3 separate regions of the Homo sapiens genome follow, and all the other regions are linked to region 1. The links are chromatin loops, found by intact Hi-C in ENCODE. Cell type or tissue: endothelial cell of umbilical vein. All regions are shown on one strand.

Region 1 (2,500 bases):
GCGTTGCGCCAGAGCTTCTCGGTGATATAATCCAGGTGCTGCGAGTTCTCGAAAGCCAGGTAGAACTTGTAGCGGGCCACTGTGTGCAGGAGCCCAATTTCGGGCACCGGCTGCCCCGGCCCGCCCCGGCCGAACACGTCCACGGTCACATGTTGGCTCAGTTGGTGGTAGTAGCGGACCCGGGCCTGGCGCTCGTCCCAGTGGCTCACCACCCATGCCACCAGCCCCTGTTTCCTGGACAGTGGCGGGGCCAGGCCTGAGGGCGGGTCGCCGGGGTGGCTTCTGGGGTAGAGGTAGCCATAAGGCACAAAGACGTCCGAGTCCGCCCGGTAGGAGAGCGTCCAGTTGAAGAGGTTACTTGCCAGGCTTCGCAGCCCCGGGGAGTGCGAGGGCGACTCGAAGTTCATCCAAACCCAGCGCTGGCCCGGGGGCCTGGGGCTGGAGGTCGCCAGGGCTTCTGCCGCCGCCGCTGCCTCCTCGTAGTCCAACACGCGCAGATCCACCTCCTCGGCAGTGTGCGCCTGGATGCCCCAGGGCGGGGGCCAGTCGGGGGGCCCCTTCACGAGGTCGCGGTGGTGGAAAAGCACGGCCTGAGCCTCTCCGTAGGACGCGCGGTCGGTGAGCAGGCGGCAGCCGCTGATGTTGAAGCGCAGCCGGCAGTCAGGGGGCGGCCTCGGGGCGCTATCGCGCCCCCCGAAGGGCTCCCACCACAGCAGCACGCCCACCGGTCGCGACGGGGTTGGCGACGCCCAGGGCAGCGGCGGCAGCTGCCCCCAGCAAGCGTAGGTGATCAGCGCCGTACACGTCAAGCCGGCGGCCGCCAGCACACAGACGGTCCATGGCAGCCCCCGGCCTCGGCGCCACCCGCGCCGCCCGCCCGCCGCCGCCGTCGGCGAGCCCCACGGTGCCCCCATGGCGCGAACAGGCAGCGCTGCCTCCGCTCGCCACGCGTCCGCAGGCGTGGAGGAGCGGCACCGGCTCTCATGCTGTAGCTGCGGCTCCAGCCGTCGCTGCCGCTCGCCGCTGGCCCGGGAATGGAAGGGGGCGGTCCCAGAATGCAAAGGCCGCGGGCCCTGCCCTGCTCCTCCCAAGTGCCGGGCGGGGCGAGCCGCCAGGGCAAGGTGAGCTGGCCAGGACGCCCAACCGGGCACCGCCCGTCCCTTTCTTCCACTGCGCCCGGGGCCCAGCCGGCCCGACCAGGCCCCGGGAGCCTCCTGCGGCGCCTCCGCCCACTCCTTCTCCCAGCCCGCGCCCGAGGGCTTCCGGGCCGCGCCCCACAAGCGCCTCATCCGCTACTCTTGATTCTCTCTCAACTGATCCGGTTTCCCTCTGCGCGCGCCCACCGCCCTGGCCCTCGCTCACTGTGGCCCGAACCCTCGCCTTCCAGAGGGAAGGCCCGGTTCATCCCTGGGAAGGTACAGGAGGCTCGAGACCTTCTAAAGCAGCTGCCGCGCAGGAGCAGGCCCTAGAACAGACGGAAGGCGGACCCGGCGCCGCGGAACGGAGGATAGCGTCGGCTTCCTGCCGTTGGGCCTAGCCACCCGCCAGCGACGCCCGCCGGAGGGAGGGATTGAGGGAGGGAGGGAGTCCAGAGGCCGGGGGAACGTGCGAGCAGAGGCGCGGCCACCGCATCCGTGGCCAGGATCTCGTGGCCCGCCGAGACGGTCGAATTGTGGAGGCAGCCCGCAGCGGCGTGGCCTTCAGAGTCTCTGCATTTGGTGAAGAACTTAAGTTTTCAATGTGAGTGCTCATAAGAACATTTCCTTTGCCTGCCAGCCCAGTAAAGGATAGAGAACAAAATGTTTTCTTAGCAATCAAAACATGTTCTTTCCTTTGGTCCCCTACCAAATAAGTCTGACTTGCCGGCTCATAGTAGTATTGCTTGTACCAAGACGCACAGGACTCATAAACCAAAGATGAAGATGTGACCCCCCCAAGGCCCTTGTCGTCAAGGAATTTATTGCCTGTTCAGTGAGATGAATGAATGAATATCACTATTAATTTTACCAAGCACTTAAAAAACATTTTCTGCACCCATGAAAGTTATGCAAAATAGTTTGGATGATAAAATGATGACGAAGATAAATATTCTAGCACCCAAGTTAAGGGTGTAAAGACAGTATCGCACTGGCCTCTTCTACCTTATTAGGCGACACTGGAGACATCTACGTCTACAGTCACTTGAGAAATTTTTTACCTACGGGTTGAATTTGAATTTCTGGGTGTTCGCTTTGGTTTATGATATTCAACTTTTATTCAGGGGATTTCCAAATAGATCAGGGGCGGGGCTGCTGACCTAAGGAGAGGAGAAAGTTTTGAGAGAAGTTTTAGTAGATCACAGCTGTGCATCAGTGGAGTCCCACTGATACTAGGGGAGAAATAGACAGTGCTGGGAATGGGGCAATCCTGCCAGGTGTTTTTGATGTTATGCCTACAGAAAATAAATTTGCGTTAGCCATATGAATTTAAGAATGTTTTCATTAAAAATCAAGTATAGGCC
Region 2 (2,500 bases), 220 kb before region 1:
CTTGTGATTTTCTTAATAACATTTTCTTTTCTATAGCTTATTATTTATTGTAAGAATACAGTATTAATACATATAACATATGAAATATGTGTTAATCAACTGTTTATATTATCGGTAAGGCTTCCAGTCAACAGTAGGCTATTAGCAGTTAAGTTTTTGGGGAGTCAGAAGTTATATTTGGATTTTCAACTGTGTGAGGGGGTCAGCGCCCGTGACTCCTGCATTGTTCAAGGGTCAACTCTAGTGTGTTTTTTCCTGCCTTTTTCTAAATATAAAATAATATTCTCAAATAAGCTTTTTCACACAGCACATGCCTCCTCTGAAGATTCTGACACATGCCCTGCCCTGCAAACTGTTGGCAGGAGCATAATTCAGGGAATACTGGCAGTGTCTAAAGCAGAGAGTACTGAGTGTACATTGTCGTAAGGAGAGGAAAGGGCAAGGGGATGAGCCTTTGTCAGGACCAGATGGTCTCAGAGTGAAAGAATGAAAAACAAAAAGGAGGACAATGTGGAGGGCAAGTGGGAAGATACACAAGGTACGACACTTGTGTAGTTCTGGAAATATCAGGTGCCTGTGGATGAAGAAACTGCTCCTGGAACAAATAAAATGTTATGCAACAGAAGAGATCATTTGAACACCCTGCTCCATTTGAAGCTTATCAAGGACTCTGTGTGGATTATGAAAAAAGTTTCCCAACAAATATTTATTAAGTACCTACTGAGGACCAGGCTCTGTGCTACCATGCTACATAGGTAGTTTGGCGGGATCGTTAAGTTATAGATCTGAGGCCTGTTTGTCGGGATGTTTTTCGTTTCACACCCATAGTGACACACCAGTCTCTTCTGGCTTGACTGCTTTCTCCTGTAAGCATATTACCTAATATGCACTAAACACATAATTTTATCTATATAAACACAAGAAACTGAGGATAGATATGCTGATGTCCAGAGAAAATGCACCTGTACCAAATGGGGTAAGGAAGAAGAGTAGAGACGTTGGCCCCAAACAAACTGGTGTCAGACCCGGACTGAGACAGACCAGCTGTAAATATAAAGATTCCGACATGGAGTAGATATTCGATACATGACAGTTATTCTAAACATTATTTGCTACTACTACTACGGAAACCTTGGGAGTACTGAAAACTCATAATACTTTTTTGGCTGATGTTATTGCAGGGTTTCTCAACCCTGGCCCTCTGACATTTGGGGCTGATGATTCTTTGTTGTGAGAGACTGCCCAGTGCATTGTAGGGATGGCCTCTACCCACTAGATGCCAGTGGCAACCACCCCCTCTACCTTCATTTATGAAAACAAAAACTGTCTCCAGACATTGCCAAATGTCCCCTAGGGGGCAAAATTGCCTCTGATTGAGAACCACTGAGTTAGTTGATTAATTGATGTTACCCACTTTAAAAGAAGCTCCCAAGCTTCTAATCATATTGATCATTCCATTGAGATACTGGGTGAATCTAATTGCATACTAATAGCAGCTTCAGTTCCATCCACCCTATAATATATCATTCTATTATGATTGCTTCCCTTTCCTCTTTTCATGAGCAAAAAAACTAATCATGTTTTCCTCTCTGATTTCCAGTGATGATATAGACACATTTTTGTTTCTAAAACTGGAATCATACTGAGTTTCTAAAACAACATAAAGCCACTATTAAAAATAAGGAGTTTCACAATAGCTGAAGTTCAGAATGTTCACCCTAAAGAACCCTTGTAATCCCCATTTTGAAAGTAATTATTGGATGTTTATACTGAAAACATATATTTTCAGTTCATAGAAAGAACAGTGAGAGAAATGACCCCTCCACAACCTGTTCAGCAATTTTAGTTCTTCTCTCTCCAGAATATGCACTACAGACCAACAGGTCTTACACCTTTTTAAAAGCCAAGGAAAGACAGAGAAGTGGGGAAATTCTCACCATTCCTAATGGCTCCAGACACTCTAGATGGTTCCATTCAGGAGAAAAATTTGTTTTACAGCATAAACTCAAAGTGAGGGAAGAAGTTAAAATTCATGTCTTAAATGTTCTATAAGTTATTGATCAAGAAATCAGAAAGCATTTATTGCATCTCAGCCATAGAGCCAGTATCATGCTAGGTACAAGTCTTCAGAAAAGTCCAAAGTATGGATTGGGAGAGAGAGAGGAATAATTAAAAATAACTAGAAAAAAATTAGAAATAACTAGAAAAAATAAAGTCCTGGGCCAGGCGCAGTCGCTCATGCCTGTAATCCCAGCACTTTGGGAGGCCAGGGGGTGCGGATCACTTGAGGTCATGAGTTGGAGACCAGCCTGGCCAACATGGTGAAACCCTGTCTCTACTAAAAATACAAAAATTAGCCAGGCATGGTGGCAGGTGCCTGTAATCCAAGCTACTCAGGAGACGGAGGCAGGAAAATCACTTAAACCTGGGAGGCGGAGGTTGCAGTGAGCCGAGATCACGCCACTGCACTCCAGCCTGGGTAACAGAGCAAGACTCTGTC
Region 3 (2,500 bases), 190 kb before region 1:
GAAGCCAATGGTTCATTTTGGTAAAAATGCCAAATGTGTCCTCTAAAAATTCCAAATATCAATGCAGGAGGTGCTATCAACAAAAGCAAGGTGTTTTGGGAAATATATAAATAAATTAAATTTGTCCCATTCCTGCACTGCGTTCCCCACCAGATTCCTGTTACCAAGTATAGTCCAGAGAGGAAGATTTAAAAGAATCTTCACTCAATATCATATCAAAGGAAATAAAATCTGGCTGAGCCAAGAAGCTACTAGAAGGTGTACTTGGACATGAGTCAGAATAAAGAACGATTCCAAAAATACATACAAGAAAAGGTCCCTGCAGAGGAAAATCATACACTTCCGACTTACACTCAGATCTATTGAGTGAAATCAGACAAAATACCCAGTGTTAAGATTAAGGACAAAAACATTTGCTGCAATTGAAATCTATGACTAAACTATTAAAAAACAAAATCTGTAGGATAAATGTGAGTTTCTGCTGAAATGCAGAGACCATGATCTTATATTTCCAACCCAGCATCTAAGGCAGAGGCCTGAGGGGGAATTGCTTCTTTCAGAGCTGCAAATCGAGTCTTCTTGGACCACACAGAGGCTTCTCTTCTTTCACAGAAAAGTGGTTTTCCCAAGATGCTATTGCCTTAGCAGTCAGCATAGTGTGGGTGGTAGAAAGAGAAGCAGGAGACCTTGCTGTAGCCCTGTTTTTGCCACTAATCTTTAATAAGTGTCCTAATCTGCTTATACTGTGCTCTTCTCTGTAAAACGACAGTTGAAACAGATGAGAGACTTTAAGGAACTAATTGAAACAAGTGCCAGTAGGAGATCACAGATAATGGATTCCATTATATGCATCTGTTCACTACAGAGTACGCAAGAAAAATAGACAAAAAGGATCAAACTTCTCAGAAAGGTGGAGATGCAGAGTAATGTTGTCCTTAGAAACTGACAGACAGGAGTAAAATGGATAGAACGCAGCTCTGGAGTATGAAGACCTGAGTGTGAATCTGCTGTCTGAGCTGGGCTTAGTTAGTTTGCCTTTGCAAGACTCAGTTTTCTCATCTGCAAAATGGAGATAAGACTAACTACTTCACAAGATTTCAATAAGGGTTTGAATGCAATGAAATCATGTACATGGCAATGTTTGGCACACAGACTGCTGTCAGGAAAAGTTGCCTCCTTCCTCCTTGACCAGTGTTAAAACTCTCCCTGACCCTGAGAGGCTTCAGAAAGGAAATCTGCTCCTTCCTGTTTATATAACCATAATGGGAACAGTACCACTGAATTTCTATGACGCACCTGGCCCACGCTGCCAGGCCGTGTTTCCCAGACTTCCTGCCTCTCCCCTAAAGAGGAGCTTAAGCAGGTTGAGTTCCCTGGGAAGCATGGATGACAGACAGCAGGATTCCCAAACAGCTGAGTGAGCACATCTATAAGAGGAAGAAGAAATATTTTATAGATTTGCTGAGAAGGAACTCCTCTTCCGTACCAAATCCCCACATACTTGATATGGCTGGTGGCCGAACAGCCCAATCAACTTGTAATGCAACAGTCAGAAATGCGACAGTGGCCAAACACTGTCTCCCTTTTGTTTCATATGTCAGGGACTGCATGTGATTTCTTTTGGAAAATGTGCTCCAGACCTTTAAAATGAGTTTGAAAACCCAGTGGCCCAGATCACTGGGAATATTTTTAGGAGTGTCAGAAGCAGGAGTGGAAGAGGGACTTCCCTTCAGAAACTCCTTATCACCCCCAAACATCCTGGGTTCACAGCTAGCTTCCTGGAAGCTCTCCTACCCAATTGCAGCCCGAGATGCTCTGAGGATAATAGAAGGGCAGATGTTGTGTGGATCTGCCTCAAGGCCTATGACTCAACAGGATGACAGAGACTCCCTGGAAGATAATGCAATTCTCTGTGGACTGCAGGAAGCCAACAACAAAACCCCAAGGTTTGGACACTCCAGGGCTTTCTCTGGTACTCCACTAGAAATGCAAACCCCACCAGCCCATATTGAGCCTCAGAGATAGAATAGCTGGCACTAGCCAGTGGTGGGGAGAGGTGAGGTAGGGAAATGGAGTGTCGAGGAAAGATGCTTTGAAGCAGGTGGGTCAAGGCCTTGGCTATGCATGAGCTGAGATGGCTGTAGGGGAGAGCCCTGCTGTGAGCTTGGATGAGAATGCACATGTTACAACAGCACTGTTTATTTTCTGGCCCTGCTCAGGGCTAGTTTTCATTTTAACTGTGACAAGCAAATAACCAGCAATACAAGTTTGTAAATGGACCACCAGAGCCTTAAGCTGTGAAGGCAGAGTAGGGAGTGTTGGAGAGGGAATTGGAGGGACAGAAGCCTATGGTGGCTAGGATTGGACTGATCTCAGTTTAAATTCCAGCTCTGCCATTTGTGAGCTGAATGATGTCGTACAAGTTTCTCAGCCTCTTCAGGCCAATTTTTTCATTCATGAACTCAGAATAAAGCTGTTGTGAGAATTAATTGAGATAGTC

What was found. A loop is a pair of places that touch in the nucleus more often than their neighbours do. Peaks named below come from ENCODE experiments on the same cell type or tissue, not always from the same donor. Only the 100,000 strongest peaks of a DNase experiment are listed, where the experiment ranks them.
Region 2: a loop joins it to region 1, with 2.6 times the contacts of the local background. A loop is called at or near these places in 9 of 110 quality-filtered maps.
Region 3: a loop joins it to region 1, with 1.9 times the contacts of the local background. A loop is called at or near these places in 3 of 110 quality-filtered maps.

What each region holds. Positions count from the first base shown.
Region 1 is chr11:94,542,923-94,545,422 of GRCh38, reverse strand. FUT4 (fucosyltransferase 4) reads right to left here and starts at 1,502. Exons shown (of 1, transcript NM_002033.4): 1 at 1-1,502. The coding sequence starts at 1,289. PIWIL4-AS1 (PIWIL4 antisense RNA 1) reads left to right here. Exons shown (of 5, transcript NR_135093.1): 5 at 1-91. RefSeq lists a silencer at 745-1,314. In endothelial cell of umbilical vein, no CTCF peak of the experiment used is centred here; DNase peaks (open chromatin) are centred at 1,042 and 1,432; H3K4me3 peaks cover 1,834 bases; H3K27ac peaks cover 1,396 bases.
Region 2 is chr11:94,761,209-94,763,708 of GRCh38, reverse strand. It overlaps a transcript of AMOTL1 not described here. Among named protein-coding and RNA genes, the nearest start is that of AMOTL1, 5.9 kb to the left of the region's middle. In endothelial cell of umbilical vein, a CTCF peak has its summit at 1,298 (motif pointing right); a DNase peak (open chromatin) is centred at 1,338.
Region 3 is chr11:94,731,645-94,734,144 of GRCh38, reverse strand. The region is part of intron 1 of PIWIL4-AS1 (PIWIL4 antisense RNA 1); the gene reads left to right. It also overlaps a transcript of AMOTL1 not described here. Among named protein-coding and RNA genes, the nearest start is that of PIWIL4-AS1, 7.5 kb to the left of the region's middle. In endothelial cell of umbilical vein, no CTCF peak of the experiment used is centred here; a DNase peak (open chromatin) is centred at 1,284; H3K27ac peaks cover 1,479 bases.